Regions from separate parts of the Homo sapiens genome. Here region 2 is linked to region 1. Evidence: chromatin contacts called from ENCODE Hi-C or POLR2A ChIA-PET data. All regions are on one chromosome and are shown on one strand. The core of a region is the stretch at or near the end of the contact, and the rest is flanking DNA. Distances in the headings are between cores, read along the strand shown.

What was found. A loop is a pair of places that touch in the nucleus more often than their neighbours do. ChIA-PET counts read pairs that join two places held with the same protein, here RNA polymerase II (POLR2A). Pooled maps may share reads with other maps.
Region 2: a loop to region 1 is called in a map of gastrocnemius medialis, with 4 times the contacts of the local background. The contact joins the promoter of SNN here to the promoter of HAPSTR1 in region 1. A Hi-C loop is called at or near these places in 1 of 168 maps with a recorded cell type or tissue (gastrocnemius medialis) and 5 of 50 pooled maps. POLR2A ChIA-PET finds 5 or more read pairs at or near these places in 1 of 52 experiments (MCF 10A).

The regions. Positions count from the first base shown.
Region 1 is chr16:9,088,906-9,093,725 of GRCh38, reverse strand. It overlaps HAPSTR1 (HUWE1 associated protein modifying stress responses), which reads right to left and starts at 2,082. Exons shown (of 4, transcript NM_014117.3): 1 at 1,456-2,082; 2 at 725-805. The coding sequence starts at 1,681. RefSeq lists enhancers at 613-782, 3,052-3,917 and silencers at 933-1,432, 1,643-1,982, 2,153-2,222, 3,011-3,141.
Region 2 is chr16:11,666,474-11,671,293 of GRCh38, reverse strand. SNN (stannin) reads right to left here and starts at 2,839. Exons shown (of 2, transcript NM_003498.6): 1 at 2,754-2,839. RefSeq lists an enhancer at 1,540-1,639 and a silencer at 2,747-3,166.

The sequences.
Region 1 (4,820 bases), core at 833-3,332:
GGGAGGGGGATTAACTCCAGAAAGGAACCACCATAAAACAAACCTATGGACTCAAAACTCTCAACAGAATTCCTGCCAGCAACTTATAATCAAATATAGGATCCTTTTAACAGAAAACACTTGATCAAATTGCTAGAGAAGAGCAGCACGTTAACATGCGCGCAGATGACTCCGATTAGCAAGCTTTCAAGCACTTCAAAACTATATAGACTGCCACGCTTTCAAATGCCTAACTCAAGAATCTTTTCCATAAAGTTCGTCCCACTTCCGACTGTAGTACAAAAAACATCAACTCTTATCTTCCCTCAATGTCTTTTCCAGAGGGAGGCAAGGCTCAGCCGTCTTCCAGCTCAACGCTTCTCAACCTGAGCACTACTGACTTTAGGGGCATGATAATTCTTCGCTGAGAGGGGGCCGGGGCGGTTATCTTGGGCACTGCAGGACCTTCAGCAGCCTCTATACACTGGGTGCCCAACAACAGCCCCTTCTAGGAGAAGCCAACCAAAAACGTCCCCAGGCGTTGCCATCTGTCCCGGGGGGCGGAGGGAGGTGTCAAAATCGCCTCCGGTGGATCTAGCTAGAGCACCGCCGCGATTCTCAAGTTGCAAGGTATTCAAGGTTAGCAGCTGGGCTGGGGAGCAGAAAACACACTTGGAACGCAGGGCAGACACCCTGACGCAGGCGGCCCTTCCCTGAATCGGCAATGCAGCAAGGTTATCTTTACCTTTGTAGAGATTGGTGACGGCGGTGGCTGCGTTTTGGAAGGGGACCCAGAGAGAAAGTCCTGGCTGCTGACACACTCGGTCTGAAAAGCAAGCCAAAAAAAAAAAAAACCAAAAAGAAAAAAGAAACACACATAGAAAGAGAAAGAAAGAGAACAAGAATGTTATTTGCGCGTCAATCACTCCGGAACGGCCATATTAGGTTTCGCCATTTTGTTCAGGGGTTTCGGGATCCCAAACCCAGTGTGAGGACCGGGGGGGCAGGGAGGTCGCGGCGGGGAAAAGGGGATGCCGCAGAGCTCAGGGGCACAGATCAGGGACGAGCCGCGGCGCAGGGAAGCGCCCCCCCTGGCAGTCCCCGCCCCGAGGCCGGCTCAGGGCACAATGGGGCCGCCCCGCCGTCTCCCTTCGCCATTTTGTGACGGGGGCTCCTCCTCTCCCGTCTCCGGGCCGAGGGGGACACCGGGTGGCCGGGCCCGGAGAGCGGGGACCCTCGGACCACCCCAAAGCGGGGCTACCCCCACGCCGGCTCTGGCCTGTCCCCCCAACCCCGGGCCTCCCTCCCGCGGCGCCATCTTGCGGGGAGGGGGCGGCAGGGCCGCGGAGCCACCGGCCGGGATCCCCGAGGCCGCCGCCGTCGCGGCCCCCCGAAGCGGCCGCTGAGCCGATAGGGCCGGGGCCGGGCCCGGGCGGGGGCGGCCAAGCGGTACCAAGATGGCGGCGGCGGCCTCACCTTTGTAGAGCTGGGCCACGGCGGTGGCCGAGTTCTGGAAGAGGTGCCACAGCTTCTGCTGCTTGTGCTCGGGCTGCGCGGCGGCCGCCGCCTCCTCCTGCAGCTCGGGGGGCAGCTGCTCGTCCTGTTCGGCCTCGGCCAGGCACTGCCGCTCCCACTTGGAGAACCAGTGCTCGGGCCCGTGCTCCTGGATCTCGGCCTCGCCCTCCTCCTTCCGCTCCTCCATCCTCCGCGGCCTCCCGCGGCCTCGCCGCCACCGCCGCCGCGTCCTCCTCAGGCGGGGCCCCCGCGGGAGCGTCGTCGTCAAGCGGCCCGGCGGCAGGGCCTGGCGACCGACGGCGCCTTCTCCTTTCAGCGGCCCAGGCCTCCTGCACCCCGACGGCCGGCGAGCCCCGCCCCGCGGCCCCGTGCAACCAGGGACGACCCCCGCCCCAGGCCTTCCCACCCCCGGGCCCGGCCGAAGGTCGCCGCGGACCAGATAACCGCTGCCGCCCCTCGCCTCGGCCGCCGCAGCCTGTCTAACGCCCCCCCATGGCGCTGCGGCCTCCCCACTGCCGCCGCCGCCGCTGATCGCCGAGCCCTCCGCGCAGCTCGGCCTGCACCGCGGAGCCCACCCCAAGACTGAGCAACGTCGTCGTCGTCGCCACCGCCGAGGACGGCTCTGCGGCTGCTGGTCCCCGCCCTACCCCGCCCACATGCTGACAGGAGAAGCACCGCCCACTGGGCCCAAGCTACCCTGCCCGGTTGAGGCGTGGCCGCTCCAAGGGCCCCTATTAGTCGGATCCGGCCGGTTCCGCGTGGCGGCTTCTGAGCACAGCGTCGTGATTGGTTCTTCGGCCTGTCTGCCTGACGTAACCAATTGGCTGGGGGAAGGGAGTGAATGTCAGGAAGGATGAAGGAGGAGGAGGGGGAGGAGCTGACAGTGGTTGCGTCCGAGCCAAGGGGGCGGGTGGGGGGTGGAGGGGAAGAGCTAGAAGGGATGCGCATGCGCACTTGCTCGCTGCTCCCCCCCCCGCTCAGGGGCGTTGAGTGGGGATCACGTGACGAGGCCCAGCGACCGCACCCCGCGGGAGCTTTTCCGGCGTGTACAGGCCCTGGGGGGATGCAAAGTCGAGTGCGGCTCCTGTGCCGCGGGCACTGAGAGGTATAGTGGGTGGTAGCGTGCTTACTCCAGCCCCTGGGGCTCCCAAAGGGAGGAGGGTAGTAGAGAAAGTGAATAAAACGCCCAACTCGTGTCCAAGTTTGCAAAGCGCTTTCCTATTCTTTTGAGTACTCCCCCTTTTTTTTTTTTTTTTTTGAGACGGGGTCTTGCTACGTTGTCGAGGTCTAGACTGCTGGCCTCAGGCGATCTTCCAGCCTCCCAGGGCGCTGGGATTACAGGCTTGAGCCACCGCGCCCGGCCCAGAGTCCCATTTCTTAGACGGGCAAATCGACCATCACAGCCAAAGAAAAACTTCCGAGTTGCGAAGTCGGCTCAGTTGCCCCTGCGCCCTGGCGTCCCCCGAGGACGTCGCGCCTTCCGGGTGGACAGGACCTCGGCGGCCGCCCGCGGAGCCAAGGATAACCCGACGGCCGACGGTGCCCGGTGCCCGCACGCGTGCGTCTGCGCCTTTGCGCGCGCGGCGGCCCCCGCACCTGTCCCGAAAAGCACACTCCCAGGCCACGTGCATGCCCCGCGTCACGTACCGGCCCCTGCCTTCCCCGGCCCGAACCCGCGTGGCGGTGCCGAGCGCTGCGCCCGCCCCTACTCCCCCCGCAGTGCGCGATAGCTGGACGCCCCTGCGGCTGCGCGCCCCCCTCCCCTGTCGGGGCTTTCTCCAGGGTCTGAGGCCCCGGAGAAGGCAGCAACGCAGACAGGCGGTGACCGCACAGAGGCAAAACCCACCATCCCCACCTACATGCCCACGGGAGGCACCATCCGGCCTGGAGCGGCGGAGGGCGCCGGCCAGAGGCAGCGTCGCCCGCAGCCTGCGATAGTGCGCTTGCACAGAGCAAGGCGGCTTTGGAAGAAAATCTGACCCCCTCACCGCGGCCTGCAAACCCCTGCAGGATCTGGCCCTGGCGCCTCTCACACAATCCCCTACTTGGCTTGTACCTTGCGCACTCCCCCTCTTCCCCACCTCGCCTGGACGCTCACACACTGGCCTGCCTTATTTCCCTGGGACACTAGGCTCTTTCCTGCCCCAGTCTGCTATCTCTGGAAGCTCTTCCTCCTCCTCTTTCCTCAGATAGCTCCTGTTTAGGAAGCCTACTAGGACAAGCCTAAAGTAGCACCCTTCACACTGTCTCGTATTGCCTGGTTATATTATTTCATAACATCAATCACTATCTAAAATGCTAAATTAGGCCTGGCGCGGTGGCTAAAAAACAGGTTTCCAATTGTAGGGAAGAATATAAAGTGAAAAGCAAACAAAAATCATTCTACCTACCTCATTCTACATCCTCCCAATCCTATTCCCAGGAAATAACTTGTGACCTTTGAAAACGGAGTTATGTGTACGTCGAGTGTGTATGTGTGTGTGTACCTATATACAAGTATGTCCCTTCTTAAGGAAAAAAAAAGATGATTTTATGTGTACTATCCTACAAGCCTTTTTTCCTTAACATAATTTGGATGTCTCCACATTGGGACCTAAAGACTTATTTATTCTTTTAAAATATTGCAAATAATTTCATTGTATGGATTCACTACAAAGTATTTTACAGGGCCCCTATTGATACAAATTTAGATTGTGACCAGTCTTTGGCTATTATAAACAATGCCATAATGAACATCTTGTACATATGTAATACAGTGAACATCCTTGCATATATACATATGTGTATTGAATATATATCCTCAGAAATAGTATTTTAGAGTCACAAGGTATATGAGTTAAATATTTTAGGAGGGTAGGCATGGTAGCTTACACCTATAATCTCAACAATTTAGGAGGCCAAGACGCAAGGATTGCTTGAACTCAAGAGTTCAAGACCAGCCTAGGCGACATAGTGAAACCCAGTCTCTACAAAAAAATACAAAACACAGCCAGGCATGGCGGCACACACGTGTAGTTCCAGCTACTCAGGAGGCTGAGGCGGGAGGATTGCTTGAGCCCAGAAGGCATAGGTTGCAGTGAGCCGAGATAGTGCCACTACACTCCAGCCTGGGTGACAGAGACCCCATCTCAATCAATCAATCAATCAATAAAACTGCCTGCTGAGTGTACGATCAATGGTTGTTGATATGTCAATTTCTACATTTCTGCATTCATGGTAGCACGTGGGAAGTCCAGGCCTGCACATGTAGGTATGACAAAGGAGAGAACACAGCTGGACGATTTCGCTGCCTGCAGGCTCCGCTTCAAAAGCCACACACCACTTTG
Region 2 (4,820 bases), core at 1,590-4,089, 2.6 Mb before region 1:
TTCAGTCTTGCCATCCTCTGCCAAGGGGGTCCTGACTCTCGGATCCCACCCACCCACTATAAAAGCAAGATCCAAGGCCCAGGCTCTCCAGAACCCCCTGCCCCAGCATCCTCAAACAACCCCAAAGGAGGTCAACTGCAGCACAGGACACACTCTGTCTCCCGGCAGAGCCCACACATGTCCCAAGGAATAACAACTGCAAGACAAGCCTGAGCCATGCCAGGTGAGCGGGGGCCTGCACCGCCCTTGGCCACTCCTCCCCAGCAGCCCAAGCTTGCAGGTGTTACTGACACTGTCCTGCCGGGTTTGCCAAGGCCCACAGAGATCCGTAACTGGGACCCAAGGAGCATGGGGGCAGAGCCGGGGGTGAACCCCACCCCGTCAGAGCCATTCAAATGGACAGTCCCTGCCCCAGCTACCAGAGAGGGGACGGGTATCCTCCTGTCCTGCTCTCCCTCCCAGGACCCCGGCTTGTCTGAGCCTGATCCCACTCCAGAGGCCACTCCATGTGCTCTAGGCCCGGGGGGCCCACAGACCGCAGTAGAGCAGGCTGGAGTCCCCTCCATCCTCCCAGACCAGCACTCACTTTTGCGGCCTGCTTCCGCCCAGCCAAGCAAGCTGCTCCTCTTGGCCTCAGTTTCTCAATGCGCAAAGCGGATACGAGTCCCTGACCTCATCTACCAGGTCGTGGGGAGGATGAGAAGTGGTAAGAAAAGTGAAAACAAAAGGGACATGAGGTCACCAGGTTTGCATGTCACCAGCCACACCTTCCTGTGTGCTACAGCAGGGACAAAGGGAGAACACTGAGCCCGAGGGATCCCCAAGCCCACCCCCAGGGCCAGAAGGGCACAGAGCCTGGCCCAGGCCCAGTGCCACAAACACCCCTTCCCCAGGGACACGCTGCCTCCTCCTAACTCAACCGGGCACATCATGAGCATTGCCGGGCTCACCACCAGCAAAACACCCCCGCCTTGCAGCCGCCACCTCCTGAGGCTCCTTGACAGACGCCAGGAGGGCTGCCCTGCTTACAGGGGACCAGCCATCCCTACGGGGCTTTCAGTACTGCCTCCCCCCATAAAGCCACCTGCCAAGGGTGCCAACAAACTCTTCAGCGAACCCCGGGTCACAAACCAGAAACGTTTCCTGCCCCAGGTTCTGACTGGGAAAACAGGGTTGTAGGGAGAAGAGGGCACTGCTGGACACAGCCAGGACGAGGCGGGACGTCCGTTCTGCCCTGGGCCTCCAGCAGCCAGTGGGACACAAGGACGCATCACACAAGGCCCCAGCCCTCCAGAAGCCAGGACCAAGAACGGCCGGATGCCAGTGGGACTGACACTGATGGGGCTGTGCCCAGCTCTCTGGCCAGTGTTATCTCATCCTCCACCCCCACCCATGACACCCCCATCCTCAGAAGAGGAAACTCGCTCCAGAATCCCCTAGGTTCCCCAGTGGCAAAAGAGGAAGCGGGAGCCCGCAGAGCTCTGAACCGGGACTGCCCCAAGGTCAGTCGGGGTCTTCCTCGGGCCAGGCCAGAGGCTCATGCCCCCACCCTGTGAATCACCCGCTGGTCATTTTCACAGGCTGCCCCAGGGTTGGCCTGTTTGGCCAAACAACTTTGCTTGTAGATGCCGGAGAAAGTTGGTGGCAATTATATGTGCCAGACACTGAGATAAACAGCTCACGCAGATGTCTCCTTTCTGCCTCAAGACAACAGGGCAGTTGAGCTATTACTGTTCCCTCTTGGCAGATACAGAAATTGGTGGCTCAGAGAAGTTAAGTCCATTGCCCAAGGTCACACAGCTCAAAAGTAGACGCGCAGGGATTCAAACCCAGGCAACCTGCATCCAAAATCCCGCATTTCGACCCTGACTCTAAAATGCCACATTCTCCCTACCTCCTCTCCCGCGTGCCTGAGGGGCCGCGGACAGGTGAACCCCAGTGTGGCCCTCGCTGGGGCGGGCTGGGCGACCTGGGCTGGGTGCTGGGGACTTAGGGGTGACAGCGCCCCGGCGGCTCCCGAGTGCTGAGCGCGGGCGGCGTGGCAGGCGCGGTGCCAGGCGCGCTCCGCGCACCCTCCCGTTCCACCCTGCCCGGCGGCGCCGGCGTCTCCCCCACTCCACGGAGGAGCAAAGCGAGGCTCCAGGGAGGAGGGGGCTCGGCCCAGGGGGCGACAGCTGGAGAGGGGACGGCAGCTGGGGAGGTAGCTCGAATCGGCCCGACGGAGGCGGGGTGTGGGACGGGGACCAGGGGAGCTAGGCATGCCCACGCCGCGCAGCCGCTGCCCACGGAACCGGGCGCCGAACGCTGCGGCCCGGCCTCAGTTTCCCTACCCGCGAGACGGGCGCCGGACGTCACCTGGACCCCTATCCCCGGAGCCCTCCCCGGAGCTCCCAGAATTTTGAAGAACCCCGAAATGCCGGGGGAAGGCGGGAGCGTAGCTGAGGACGGGCGGGGGCTGCACGGGCGGGGGCGAGCGCCCCGCGATCCCCACAAAGCGGCCTCCGCCCCCCGCCGCCTCCTTTGTCCGGATCTCGCCGCAGCGCCGCTGACAAAGAACCCCAGCCCGCGGGCGCGGCCCCTGGAACGGACCCTCCCCCGAGCCGCGCCCGCCGGGCCGCCCCTCCCCCGCCCGCAGACCCCGGCCCGGCCCCGCCGCCGCGCGCGCCCCTCCTCGTCCTGGCCTCCCCCTTCCCGCCCCCGGGCCCCGGCGCCCCCGCCCGGCCCGAGCGCGCGGCCTGCCCCGCCCGGCTCACCATGGCGCGGCAGCGGCCCGGCCCGATCGCCCCGCAGCAGCCCCGCGGGCCCGGCTCCGCCCGCCCGGTCCGGCCGCCGCGCACTCGGGACGCAGGAGCCCCGCGCTGCGGCGGGCGGGGCCCGGCTCCTCCCCGGCTGGGGACGGGGCCTCCCAGAAAGGCCAATGGGAGCCCGCGCTGGGACGGCGGGGCGGGGCGGGCCGGGGCGGAGTCACGTGTGCTCGGGGCCGGCAGGCGGTGGGGCGGGGGCTGCGCGCGGCGGGCGGGCTCGGCCCTGGCGAGCGCGGATTGGGCGCCCGTGGGTACGGGGCCCCACTACAGGCGCCCTTCCTCTGCCAGCCTCATCCTGACCCCGGCAGGCTGCCTTGGTCCCGCCTGCTTACAGCGGAGGAAACTGAGGCACGCTGCACGGAAGAGTGCTGCATACTCCTCGAGAGCTGAGAGCGGCGGGGAATCCGGGGCAGGGGCAGGGGAGAGGCGCGACCGCTGAGGTGAATGACCTTGCTTCGGGAGGAAGCTGGGCATCAGTCGTTCGCGAATTCATTTATGTATCATTCATCCGCCCAGTCAGTCGATGGCGGAACACTGACCACGTGCCTGCCACGCCAGTCGTCGTGGGAGCAGCCACGAGCCAGACAAGGTCCCGGCCCTGACGAAGCTCTCATTCCTCTGCGGGATGAGGCTGTGAGGCATTTGCACCCCTCTGCCACCTATAATCATAGTTATTTTTAGCATAATTACCCGGTGGTTTGGCCCCCACCAAATGCCTGCCCTGTATAAACAGCCCAACACATTTTATTAAGATGACTCCGGAAGAAAGAATCTTCCCATTTTACAGATGAGGAACCTGAGGCTCCAAAGAGCTGAAGTCCCACAGCCTGCTCCTGATGGAGAGAGGGTTTTGAGGCCAGGCCTGTCTACCTGGGAAGACAGAGGCTCCAGTTATTGGAGTAATCTCCACTCATCCACCCCAAGAAGGCCATCGGCGAGAGGACACCCCAGCCCTGGGGCCCACAGAAGGGGTGAGGGTGGGTCCCTCAAGGCTTCTGTGGCCCAGGGGACTTGAGAAGACAGGAGGGGGCAGGGCGAGCTGGGACCTCCTCCTGGGAACGGGGGCCTTATTTGCTGGAAACTTCTTTCCCATTCTCAAGCAGAAGCCTCTGGAAGAGCATGGCGGGTTGGGCTCACGAGGCTGAGGTGGCCAGGCCCTCACTCCCTCCACTCAGCCTCGCTGGGCTTTCTTCCCTGCGCCCAGTGCACCAAGCCTTTCCCACCGCCAGGCCTTTGCCTATGTGGCTCCCTGCAGCTGGAACTCTTCTACTTCATCTTCCCGATCTCAGCTTAAGTGCCCCTTCCTCAGGAGGGCCCTCCCTGATCGCCCAGCCAAGAGTAGCTCCCTTGGGGTTTTTTGTTTTGTTTTTGAGACGGGGTCTTGGTCTGTCACTCAGGCTGGAGTACAGTGGTGCAATCACAGCTCACTACAGCCTCCATCCAACTCCTTCCTGGGCTCAAGCCATCGTCCCACTCAGCCTATATCTATGAATGTGGGCAGATTTGACGAAGCAATTTTTTTTCTTTTTTTTAGAGAGAAGGTCTTGCTCTGTCGCCCAGGCTGGAGTACAGTGGTGCAATCATAGGTCACTGTAACCTGGGCTCAAGCGATCCTCCTACCTCAGCCTCCCAGGTAGCTGAGACTACAGGTGCATGCCACCATGCCCGGCTAATTTTTTAATTTTTTGTAGAGATAGGGTCTCTTGTTGTTGCCTGAGCTGGTCTCAAACTCCTGGGTGATCCTCCTGCCCCGGCCTCCCAAAGTGCTGGGATTATAGGCTTGAGCCACCATGCCCAGCCTACCCATTGTGAAATTGTACATTTTTGACATTGTGTGATGAACTTTTGGTCTTCTCTCCCAGGACTAGGTGTATTGCACTCACTGCTGTGTCTACAGAACAGTGCCTGCCACACAGTGGGTGCTGAATACATGGATGTTGAATGAATGAATGATCGGACTGCAGAACTCCAGGGCGGGTTCAGCGGCAGCCTAGTCAGGAAGCCAGGCACAGGAGG